Regions from separate parts of the Homo sapiens genome. Here region 2 is linked to region 1. A link is an interaction called in ENCODE POLR2A ChIA-PET data of the cell type or tissue named here. Cell type or tissue: PC-9. All regions are shown on one strand. Links, peaks and the distances in the headings refer to the core of each region. The heading gives the core; the rest is flanking DNA.

Region 1 (6,427 bases), core at 770-5,769:
TAAATTTTTTTCTTACATTTGATCACTTTCTAATTCAAAAATTGTAGCACTACATAGGACATTTAATTCTATTACTAAATAGGCTCCAAATTACATTATACAGTTTAGAAACCATTTCAATGAATGGATTTACAAAAAAAAAAAAAAAACTGTCCTTTTAAATGAAATGCAATATAAAATACTAATACACTTTTCTTCCAAAAGTGGAAATGCTTAAGTACCCTATACTAGAAAAAAAAAATTAGGCTGTTTATTCAATTCCACAATGTATAATACAGCAGTTTTATGTCCCTTATTGCTGACAGCTTCGATAAAAACTATTAACAAGTAGTTCCAAGCACAGAAACAGATGTACAGTATGAGCACGATTTTTCTTTATATTAATTTTTAATGTCCTATCATGTGGATTAAATGCATAAAGGGCAAATAAAAATGAGGAATCTTCCCTAAGTAATCAAAACATATGCCTTATTGAGAAGAAAATTTTAGAAGCTGATTAAAATCCTTCAGCACTAGCTTTGCAATTAATTCTGGAGAAATACCTTGACACATCTTATAGTATTTGAGTTTCCTTATAACTTTACCTTCCTTCAAACAGAAGCTACCTATGTGCAAATAAACTGGTTGTTCTGTCAGGACTTCTAAAAGATATGGATAACCGGCAAATATATACTTTATTTCACCTACTTTAATAGCTGCTTTACAATTCGCTATGTACAAATGATTTTATATCTTAACTGGTAATATATTAAATATGTTATAAAATTAGTTCAAGAAGCATAAAACACCCTAACTCTCATGAACACAGAAATTCAAGCAAAAGAATATGCTTAAACAAAAACTAAAGCACACAGCAAACGTAAATTGTTGGTCAAATCTTTTCATAGTGTTATAAGTTACATTTGTGAAATTTAGGGTAGTTGAAGAGCTTCCTCAATAACAGCAAGAGGTTTTACATTTATTACCTTTATAGAGTAGGTACACTTTTCTCATAAAGTTTAGCCTACAGAAACTATCGCCACCCAAATTAAACATCACCCAAGCTAATATTCTTTCTTCCTTCTAAAGATGAGCTAGCAAAACTTTTTATAGGTTGTCCCTTTAATGCAGCTTTTTAGAATAAACATTTTTACATTTTTTCTTAAAAGAATTATTTTTTGAAGTCTGAGGAAAAATCCGCTTGCCTAGTGAATTTGGCACACAAAGAGTAACAACAAATCAAACTTTAAGCTAGCAACCAACACACAAAATAAGCATGCAAAGAATAGAATAAGTTTTATATGGATAAGGTATTTTAGCCAACTCCACTTATAAGGTATTACAAAATCTCTATATTGTTTTGAAGCTATGTGTTGCAGTTTAAAGTTACTTTTAACAATAATACGTATATTTACAATTGACTTAAAAAACTATTTTCAAGGAAGTTAGAAACCTATGGCACACCAACGCATCTTCTGGAAAATGAAGACGATACAATGTCATGTGGCAAGTTTTCAATATATGAAGGACTAGAAAAAATATTTCTTTACTCAATTCTGAATTACAAGTTCATAATAATTTAATGGTGTTTAAGCACTGCTTAAAATTTTCCAATAACATATTTCAAGGATTAAGCAATTTATTTTAGAAGTTTTGGGTTAAACAAATTATCATTTTCTAGGTAACATAAAGCAGAAAGGTTCCAAGTGAATTAGAAATATAAATGAAATTATAGGTGTTTGAGTTTGTCTTCCAAAAAGCTGAGCTGTGACACAAATAATTCAAAATTAAAATAAAACTATATCATAAATATCTGATTTTTCCTTCTCCAGATCTAAATAGATTGTATTGGGAGAATATGTCATTTTAAATATTTGTTTCTAAAAATTAGCCGGGAGTGGTGGTGGGTGCCTGTAGTCCCAGCTACTCGGGAGGCTGAGGCAGGAGAATGGCTTGAACCCAGGAGGCAGAGCTTGCAGTGAGCCGAGATTGCACCACTGAACTCCAGCCTGGGAGACAGCGAGACTCTGTCTCAAAAAAAAAAAAAAAAAAAAAAAAAAAAAAATTTGTTTCTACATGTCATTTTAATATTTGTTCCTCCTTGAGAAGATTCCAAGACTCAACGAATTAAATTAGTCTTAATATAGCAAAATTTAAATGGAAAATAGAAAACACACATTTAGGTTATACTCAATTTAGTAAATAAATTACATTTGGGGAAGTACAAAATTCTTTTTGGATATGTACTATTAAGCAAAATATGAAAATAACTGGTTAAATGACAACCTAGTGATTCTTTCTACACCATTAGATTATCTACCTTCTATGCTGGAAATAGAATATAACCTTAACCCTAGCTAATTTATTTTAAAATAAATATAGCTCTCTGAAGTAATTTCATACATAGTATCTTATAAGAGAACATGAAAAACATTTATTATCCCATAAAATCCATGGGGTAATAATGTCAATTAATGATAGTTTCAGGAAACTCCCTTTAAAAACAGATCTAAGAATTTTACCTAATATATTTTGAGCCAAGAATTAACAAATATGAAATTTGCCATTAGAGAATGACAGACTTTTCTGTGCAAAAAAAAAGTGCAGAAGATGTTGTCCCTCCTGAAACTATGGAATTCCTTTATCTTCTAAAACTTATCTAAAAATCTTTTAGTAGCAGGTAACTAAACTGTCCTATATGCACCTATCATGTACTATCAGTTGACTGTAAATTCCTGATTTTGATATTAAGTAGTAAATGAAAATGGTCCATTCGTGCAAATTTTGGTAAGACAACATTTAAACATACAGAAGTCCAAAATAACCTTCAAGGTGTTTAACATTTTACAACTTAAAGGAAAACAAGTCCATTATATAAATTTTAGTAAGACTCATAACTACATGTAAAAACTGTACAGGAGGATTATGGATTGTATAGAAACTGATACACAACAGTGGTATCAGTTTTTCTCAAGAACGTTAATATTTTCACACCACTATTAACAACACAAACAAAAGTTCAGAAATTATCACATTTTATTTTTGAAAAGTTGCTGCTTAAAAAAAAATCTAACTATAACCACATTTAAACTGAAAAACAAATTACAACTGCTGCTTCTGTTTAGCAGCAGCACATAACAACACATTCTTCTTCCCCACTGTGCTCATGGGGTATGCTATAACCTCAGTAAAATTCCTCCTAGGGTACACATTAAAAAGAAGAGAACTGGTGGAAATTCATTCCACAATCTGAACAAAGTAAAAGTAAATTTGGTGTATGTTAATGAGTACACCATATCAACTTAGAAAAATTGTGTTAATGAGAAAAGGGGAGATTCAACTCCTTGAGTAGCTCTATATACTTAAAATATAAAGCCACCATTGTATCTAAAATTGAGTCTGAAATATGGATAACAAAATTGACCACAGCTATTTTCCAACACATATTGCAGCTTTTAAAAAGTACACAATTGTTAAGTTTGCATTAGAAATATAAGCAGATTACCTACTAGTTGAAACCATATAGTATTGTTACTAAGCTGATTTTTTTAAAAAAGTACAAAGAAACATACATTTTCATTCATTTGGAAAATGTAAAAATTTAAGTACTAATATATAATCTCTTCACTTTCTCTGATCTACAAATGGATAGAATGCCTAGTTATCGTCATGCAGATAAATTCTTCAGAATTCAATTACCAAAGCAAGCAACAAACAAAAAAAACCTTGTCAGTAATACACAGATGAATCTCTTTAACAGTTTCTATTCTTTAGCAGTCTTTGATGATTTCAGAATTTGCAGCTTTAGCTCTTTTATCATCATCTCTAACTTCTGTCTTGCTTCCCGTTCCTGTCTGAGTTCATCTTGGAGTTCTTGCCTATCGGCCTCAGCATGGTCCAATCTCTGCCTCAGTTCTGCCAACTATGTGATTTAAAAGGCGCTATCAATTTTAATTGTTTTGTTTTTCCATTTAATCCTCATATCATAGAAAATATCTATTTTCAAATTACTTTTTACAAAACGAACTATTTCATGTATACTAAATCCATTAAGCATCTAATACTATTAATCTGACATCTGACAGGACACTAAATTTAAGAAAAAGCAAAGGAACAAGAGGAAGGAACACATCCAGCATGTTCATGTTCATTATGCCCTATACTTTACTATACCGCTCATCACAGCCTGCTCATGTTAGTTATTTGTTCATGTTCCTTAAATTGTGAGATTCTATTAACAAAAGAGAATTGCTTATTTTTGCTCCAGTGCTTTTGAACATAACAGGCAACAGTTCCTGTTTGTTAATTTGTAGATTTGAAAGCTCATATACTACATTAAAATAATATAACATATAATATTCAGAGGGCTAGAGATTAGCAATTTAGGTAACTAAACTGCAGTAACCCGATAAAAATTTAAACTAATAAAAGCAACAAACATCAAAATAATCATCTTGGACAATACAGCATAAAGCTATGTTTAACAGAATTATCTATTTTGAAATCTAGCTTAGTAAACTGAGCTTGACAAAAAGTAATTCCTTTATTAGAGAAGTAACGGTGGCCGGGTGCAGTGGCTCATGCTTGTAATCCCAGCATTTTGGGAGGCTGAGGTGGGCAGATCATGAGGTCAGGAGTTCAAGACCAGACTGACCAACATGGTGAAACCCCGTCTCTACTAAAAAATACAAAATTTAGCTGGGCATAGTGTCGCACGCCTGTAATCCCAGCTACAATCAGGAGGCTGAGGCAGGAAAATTGCTTGAACCCGGGAGGCAGAGGTTGTGGGGAGCTGAGATTGTGCCACTGCACTCCAGCCTGGGCGACAGAGCAGTCTCTGTCTCAAAAAAAAAAAAGAGAGAAGTAACAGTTTCCATTTCCATGCTGAAAGGGCACCATTATACAAACAGTAATTCTTACCTGTCCTGCATATTCAGCCTCTTTGTCTTTTTCTAAATTTGAGTCACAGGTACATTTTTGCTTCATTATCTGCTCCAATTTTTTCTCTAAGTCTTTCTGTTCAACATAAAATTCTTCCATTCTTTGAGCATGTTCATTCTGCAAAGATTCAAGCTCTTTCTGTAAATTCTGCTGTTCTTCAGTGAGTTCCTTCATAGATTTTGAACTACTCAACATTTTTACTTCCTGTAATGTAAAGAATCACAATACAAGTTTTACTTTATTTTCACCATGTTAAAATTTTCAGTTCTGGAAAACATAGCACAGAAAATACCTAAAATTCAGCTATCATTATCAGTTCTATATAGAGGTAATTATTTTAAAAAACTATTTTCTCAAAAAATTTTAAAATATATTAAAATTGCTTTTCAGTGTAAAACAATAATCTTAAGTACATTTGTAGCATCTCGTTTTGACTTTTCTTACTAAGAATATACAGGGGGGCTGGGCGCAGTGGCTCACACCTGTAATCCCAGCACTTTGGGAGGCCAAGGCTGGTGGATCACAAGGTCAAAAGTTCGAGCCTGGCCAGCATGGAGAAACCCCATCTCTACTAAGAATACAAAATTTAGCCAGGCATGGTGGCACGTGCCTGTAATGCTAGCTACTCGGAAGGCTAAGGCAGAAGAATTGCTTGAACCTGTGAGGTGGAGGTTTCAGTGAGCTGAGACTGCGCCACTGCACTCCAGCCTGGGCGACAGAGCAATATACAAAAGTATCTTTTCATAATGGACTATCATTTAGATAACAATTTTACCATCTGAAGTTGTTGCTTCTTTTGCAAAATCAAGTTTAGTTTTTCCTGTTGTTTTAAATAAGTTCTCATTACTTCTTCCATGATTTTTCCCTTATCATCCTCACAAATGACATCTTTCACAAGAAGCGGAGATGAAGCGGCAGCAACAAGGCCAATTCCCACTTTGTTTATGTCTCTGACTAAGTTGCAAGTGGCAGACTCAGATTTCCTTTTACTTGTAGAATTATTTGAGATTGATGCATCTTGGAGAGAAAAAAATCAAGTAACAAAGTATGAATATCACTCCATTAAAAAAATCACTAGAACAATCCATAAATGTAATTTTTAAAACATTTCATTTATAAATTAGACCAAAACAAATAAAATAGGAATAAATTTAACAAAAGCAGTGCAAGTACAATGAAAACTACAAAACATCACTAAAAGAAATTTAAGACCTAAATACATGGAAAGACATCCCAAATTCATGGATTGGAAGACTTAATATTGTTAAGACAGTAATAGTCTCCAAATTGATCTACTTATCAGTGCAATCCCTATCAAAATCCCCACTGGATTTTTTGCAGAAATTGAAAAGCAGTTTCTAAAATCCATATGGAAATGCAACAAACCCAAAATAGGCAAAATAATCTTGAAAAAGAATAACGAAGTTGAAAGACTCACAATTCCCAATTTCAAAGCTTACTACAAAGCTACAGAAATCAAGACTGTGTGACATGATTTAAAGATAGA
Region 2 (6,427 bases), core at 771-5,770, 520 kb before region 1:
TGCCATATGCTGATGAGAAGAATATATATTCTGCTGCTTTGGGGTGAAGAGTTCTGTAGAGGTCTATCAGATCTCTTTGGTTCAATGTTGAGTTCAGGTCCTGAATATCTTGGTTAATTTTCTGCCTGGATGATCTAATACTGTCAGTGGAGTGTTTAAATCTCCCACTATTATTGTGTTGAAGTCTATGTCTCTTTCTAGGTCTCTAAGAACTTGCTTTATGAATCTGGGTGCTCCTGTGTTTGGTACATATATATTTAGGATAGTTAGGTCTTCTTGTGGAATTTAACACTTTCCCATTATGTAATGCCCTTCTTTATATATTTTTTTATCTTTGTTGGTTTAAACTCTGTCTTGTCTGAAATTAGGATTGCAACCCTTGCTTTTTTCTGTTTCCCATTTGCTTGGTATATTTTCCTCCATCCCTTTATCTTGAGCCTATGGGTGTCATTACATATGAGATGGGTCTCTGAAGACAGCATACCATTGGGTCTTGCTTTTTTTATTCAGCTTGCCACTCTGTACCTTTTAAGTGGGGCATTTAGCCTGGTTACATTCAAGGTTAGTCTAAGAGCCTGTTATCACACTATTAATAAAGACATACCAGAGACTGGGTAATTTATAAAGAAAAAGAGGTTTAATGGACTCACCATTCCATGTGGCTGGGGAGGCCTCACAATCATGGTGGAAGGTGAAGGAGGAGCAAAGGCACATCTTTCATGGCAGCAGGAAAGAGCGTGTGCAGGGGAACTCCCCTTTATAATATCATTAGGTGTCATGAGACTTATTCACTATCATGAGAACAGCACAAGAAAAACCTACCCCCATGATTTAATTACATCCCACAGAGTCCCTCTCATGACACATGGGGATTATGGGAGCTACAACTGAAGACAAGATTTGGGTGGGGACACAGAGCCAAACCATAGCAATCCAACCCTGGCCCCTCCCAAATCTCAAGTCCTCACATTTCAAAACCAATCATGCCTTTCCAACAGTCCCCCAAAGTCTTAGCCCATTCTAGCATTAACCCAAAAATCCAAGTTCAAAGTCTCATCTGAGACAAGGCAAGTCCCTTCTGCCTATGAGCCCGCAAAATCAAAAGCAAGTTAGTTACTTCCTAGATACAATGAGGGTACAGGCATTGGGTAAATAAACCCATTCCAAATGGGAGAAATTGGCCAAAACAAAGGGGCTACAGGCCCCACGCAAGTCCAAAATCCAGCAGGGCAGTCAAATCTTAAAGCTCCAAAATGATCTCCTTTGACTCCATGTCTCACATCCAAGTCACACTGATGCAAGAGGTGAGTTCCCAAGGCCTTGGGCAGTTCCACTCCTGTAGTATTGCAGGGTACAGACCCCCATCCTGGCTGCTTTCATGGGCTAGTGTTGAGTGCCCATGGCTTTTCCACGCACATGGTGCAAGCTGTTGGTGGATCTACCATTCTGGGGTCTGCAGGATGGTGGCCTCATAGCTCCTCTAGGCAGTGCCCCAGTGGGGACTCTGTGTGGAGGCTCTGACCCCACATTTCCCTTCCACACTGCCCTAGCAGAGTTTCTCCATGAGGGATCCGTCCCTGCAGCAAACTTCTGCCCGGACGTTCCATACATCCTCTGAAATATAGGCAGAGGTTCCCAAACCTCAATTGTTGACCTCTGTGCACCCACAGGCTCAACACCACGTGGAAGCTGCCAAGACTTGGGGCTTGCACCGTTGTCAAGTCACGGATCAAGTTGTACCTTGGCCCCTTTTAACCACAGCTGGAGTGGCTAGGATTCAGGACATCCCAAGTCCCCAGACTGCACACAGCAGGGGGTCCCTGGGCCCAGCACATGAAACCATTTTTTCCTCCTAGGCATCTGGGCCTGTGATGAAAGGGACTGCCACGAAGGTCTCTGACATGCCCTGGAGACATTTTCCCTATTGTCTTGATGATTAACATTCAGCTCCTCATTACTCATGCAAATTTCTGCAGTGGGCTTGAATTTCTCCCCAGAAAGTAGGTTTTTCTTTCTACTGTATCATCAGGCAGCAAATTTTTCAAACTTTTATGCTCTGCTTCCTGATGAACCCTTTGCCGTTTAGAAATTTCTTCCTCCAGATACTCTAAATCATCTCTCTCAGGTTCAGAGTTCCATAGATCTCTAGGGCAGGGGCAAAATGCTGCCAATCTCTTTGCTAAAGCATAATAAGAGTCACCTTTGCTCCAGTTCCCAACAAGTTCCTCATCTCCATCTGAAACCACCTAAGTCTGGACTTTATTGTCCATATCACTATCAGCATTTTGGTCAAGGCCATTCAACAAGTCTCTAGGAAGTTCCAAACTTTCCTACATTTCCCTATCTTTTTCTGAGCCCTCCAAACTGCCCCAGCCTCTGCCTGTTACCCAGTTCCAAAGTCACTTCCACATTTTCAGGTATCCTTATAACAGCACCCGCCTCTACTGATAACAATTTACCGTATTAGTCTGTTCTCACACTGCTAATAAAGGCATACCTGAGAGTGGGTAATTCATAAAGAAAAAGAGGTTTAAGGGACTCACAGTTTCACATGTTTGAGGAGGCCTCACAATCATGGTGGAAGGGGAAGGAGGAACAAAGGCACATCTTACATGGTGGCAGGCAAGAGAGCATGTGCAGGGGATTTGCCCTTTATAAAAACATGAGAGTTGTTCACTATCATGAGAACAGCGAAAGAAAAACTCACCCCCATGATTTAATTACCTGCCATCGGGTCCCTCCCATAACACGTGGAGATTATGGGAACTACAATTCAAGATGAGACTTGGGTGGAGACACAGCCAAACCATATCAGTTAGTATTGATATGTGTGGATTTGATCCTGTCATTGTGCTGTTAGCTGATTATTGTGCTTGCTTGTTTGTGTGGGTGCTGTATAGTGTCACTGCTCTGCGTATTTAAGTGTGTTTTTGTTTTAGCTGGTAGTGGTCTTTCCTTTCTGTATTTACTGATCCTTTCAAGATCTCAAGAGATCTTAAGGCAGCTCTGGTGGTAACAAACCCCCTCAACATTTGCTTATCTGGAAAGGATCTTATTTCTCCTTCACTTAGGAAGCTTTAGTTTTAGATACCTGGGCTTTCCAGGTTTCCCGACAAAAGCTGTTAACTCTGTCAAAGAAGGAGGAGAAGGAGGTTAGACCCCTCCCCATACATATCTCAGAACTTTGGTAGGCCGACGTAAGTGGATCACTTGAGGTCAGGAGTTTGAGACCAGCCTGGACAACGTGGTGAAATCCTGTCTCCACTAAAAAAAAAAAAAAAAAAAATTATATATATATATATATGTGTGTGTGTGTGTGTGTGTGTGTGTGTGTGTGTGTATATATGTATATATATGTGTATATATATGTGTGTATATATGTGTGTGTATATATGTGTGTATATATATGTGTGTATACACACACACACACACACACACACACACACACAAAATTAGCAGGGCGTGGTGGCAGGCACCTATAATCCCAGCTACTCAGCAGACTGAGGCAAGGCTATTGCTTGAACCCAGGAGGCAGAAGGTGCAGTGGGCTGAGGTCGCGCCACTGCACTCCAGCCTGGATGACAAAACAAGGCTCCATCTCAAATAGATAAATAAATATTAAGATTTTGTTTCACCTTGTGTCCATTTTGGTATGTTGTATTTTTCAAGAAATTTTATATTTAAAAACGCTTTATAAAGTGTTTCTCATAGATGGCATATAGTTGGGTCTTTTATGTGGTCTCTAGTTTGACAATCTCAATCTTTTGAGTGTTTAATCCATTTATATTTAATGTAATTATGGATATGGCTAAATTTATCAATTTGTTATTTGTTTTCTATTTACCCCATCTGATTTGTTTCTTTGTTTATACTTTCCTGCTTTTTTTTGTAGGTGGGGGTGGTAAATCTAACATTGTTTAGAATTCCATTTTAATTATTTCATTTGTTTTTTAGTGATTCCTCTTTATATTGCTTTTAATGGTTATTCTAAGAACTATAGTATGCATTGTTATCTAATTTTAGTCTATTTAGAGGCAGTATTAGAAAACTTCACATGAAATCTAAAAACCTTGCAACAATATACTTTCACTTACCTCTCATTTTTTGTGCTAGTTATCATATGCATTACATCTACATATGTAATAAACCCCAGATTACAGTATTGTTATAGCTTTTTAAACAATCATATGACTTAAAAAAATTAGAAGAAAAATATATAATATTTTATATTTACCCATATATTTACCATTTCAGGTGTTCTTCCTACCTTCTAATAGATTTACATTTCCCTCTGGAGACTTCCTTAAATTCAACTTATAAATCTCATCATTCTACTTACAAATATAGCACATAAGTTTAATCAATTTTAAGTGAGCTTTTAGTGAATGCTTGGTCCCAATTACAAACCTAAACACTCTTAAACAGTACATATTGTATTTAGAAGTTCAATACATTGCTTTTTTTAAAAGTACCTCAATAGTCTGGTAAATAAATAAGACCTTCCCAAGTATAAATGCAGCTCTTATAAATACAATAAATTTAATTCATAAATGTGGCGAGTCTTAAGATCTTCTAAATGTTACAATATTATTTTAAAACTTAGTGTCTTTAGTCTGTTTTTTTGTTGCTATACCAGAATACCTGAGACTGGGTTTTTTTTAAAAGAAAATTAATTTATTTCTTACAATTCTGGATTCTGGGAATTCCAAAGGTATGGTGTTGCCATTCAGTTAGCTTCTGGTGAGGACCTTCTTGTTGTGTCATAACATGGTAGAGGGCATCACATGGAAAGGAAAAGAGCATGCCAAACTGACTTTTATAACAGATTCACTCTGTGATAACTAACCCACTCCAGTGACAACCCATTAATCTATTAACCCATTAATCCATCTTTCTGCCCTCAGGACCCAATCACCTCTTAAAAGCCTCACCTCTTAATACTGTCCCATTGCAGATTAAGTTTCAACATGAGTTTTGGAGGGAACATTCAAACTACAGCACTTAGAAAGACTTCAATTTAAAACCACAAGTTTAACCCAATCACCCAATTATACATTTTAAAATTTGGAATCTCAAGGCTTACCGTCACTTGAATATGCTAAATTATCTTTAATATTACATATAATTAAAAATCAAATTTGTACCATCAAACCCCTGAGAGTACCCTATTTCTTTATTTCTATACATAACTCTTAACCTTCCCGAAGTTAAAACACATTCACCCACTAAGGAAACAACTGTATCATCTCAAACGATTTGAACTTCTTTGTTTCAATGAGAGAGCCATATTTGCTGTCGAGATGCCCAGAGCTGCTTGATTCCTTTCTACATAGTTTTTCCTTCTTTCTCTCAATTGTGGCAGCTCCTTCATACTATTTCGTAAAATTCCCTTTTTGCTTAACTTTTTAAAAATTTGTTTCTTTTGCTTGCAACCAAGAACCCTAACTAATCTACCAGAGAGTTGTAGCCCATACATTATCCTGCAAATATGGTTATTAAGAATTGGATAGAGCCAAGATGGGATAGAAGATCGTTAATTCTAAGTTCAAATTACAAAAGCAGAACATAGTAGTCTATGTTATGCAGTGGTGAAACCGCTCAACAAATTATCTCTTAGGCTGCATGGCCACTGAAAATGAAGCTCTAACTGAATGAAACTGGTAACTGCTGCCACTCAACAATTTAAAGAGTTTAAAGGATGAGAAAAGTTTTAGGACTTTGGGGGTGAGCTGACTACTTCAGACAGGATTGGGTAACTTAAACCATGAGAAATGTGTTCCCTAAATTTCATCTTAGAACAAGAAAAAAATACTGACTCATAGGCTAAGATTTCTTTGAAACAAATTTAAGAGTTTGAATCTGTGCATTGCTGGTCTCATTTGTAAACATTAGGCAACTGATAAGGGAAAGCTCTACAAGGAAAATGGGGACATCTATGTACTTCAACTTCTAAGGTGAAGTACTCCAAACCTCCAAATCCTCTGTAAACGCTATCAACAACACATAATCTGACAAGGAGTGTTTCTTGTAAACAACTGTATCTGCCTTGCCTGAGGAAACTGTCACTCCCTTGAGGAGGAAGCCATTAATTCCCTTATGCTCCACCCTTCATTGTTACTTAGGCCAGGATCCAATCCCAATTTGGAGACTGAAAGTCAAATTAAACTACCTGAAATTGAAATTAAACTACCTGACAGTGAAAGTTTGGCCACAAAATGAGTTACAGGCATTTGTTGATTTATACGGTCAAAAATACTAAAATTATTTTAGAAACGGAGGGTGCTCAACCGTAGAGATCAGATCAATAAAATTAAATCAGGCTTAATTTGCTGATGTAGGTATATGTGTCATTGTATTTTTGTGCAGCTATGTCAGACAGTTTGCTGGTTTGGTTAATGCTATTCTAAATCCAGTGCTATTCCATTTA

Evidence for each region. Peaks named below come from ENCODE experiments on the same cell type or tissue, not always from the same donor. Only the 100,000 strongest peaks of a DNase experiment are listed, where the experiment ranks them.
Region 2: POLR2A ChIA-PET joins it to region 1 with 5 read pairs; 2 of 35 experiments call an interaction of 5 or more read pairs at or near these places.

Annotation. Positions count from the first base shown.
Region 1 is chr3:170,389,733-170,396,159 of GRCh38, reverse strand. It overlaps SKIL (SKI like proto-oncogene), which reads right to left. Exons shown (of 7, transcript NM_005414.5): 5 at 5,696-5,937; 6 at 4,900-5,124; 7 at 1-3,901. The coding sequence ends at 3,743. Among named protein-coding and RNA genes, the nearest start is that of CLDN11, 26 kb to the left of the region's middle. In PC-9, for the core only: no CTCF peak of the experiment used is centred there; no DNase peak of the experiment used is centred there; H3K27ac peaks cover 518 bases.
Region 2 is chr3:170,914,318-170,920,744 of GRCh38, reverse strand. No RefSeq gene overlaps it. Among named protein-coding and RNA genes, the nearest start is that of EIF5A2, 8.9 kb to the right of the region's middle. In PC-9, for the core only: no CTCF peak of the experiment used is centred there; no DNase peak of the experiment used is centred there.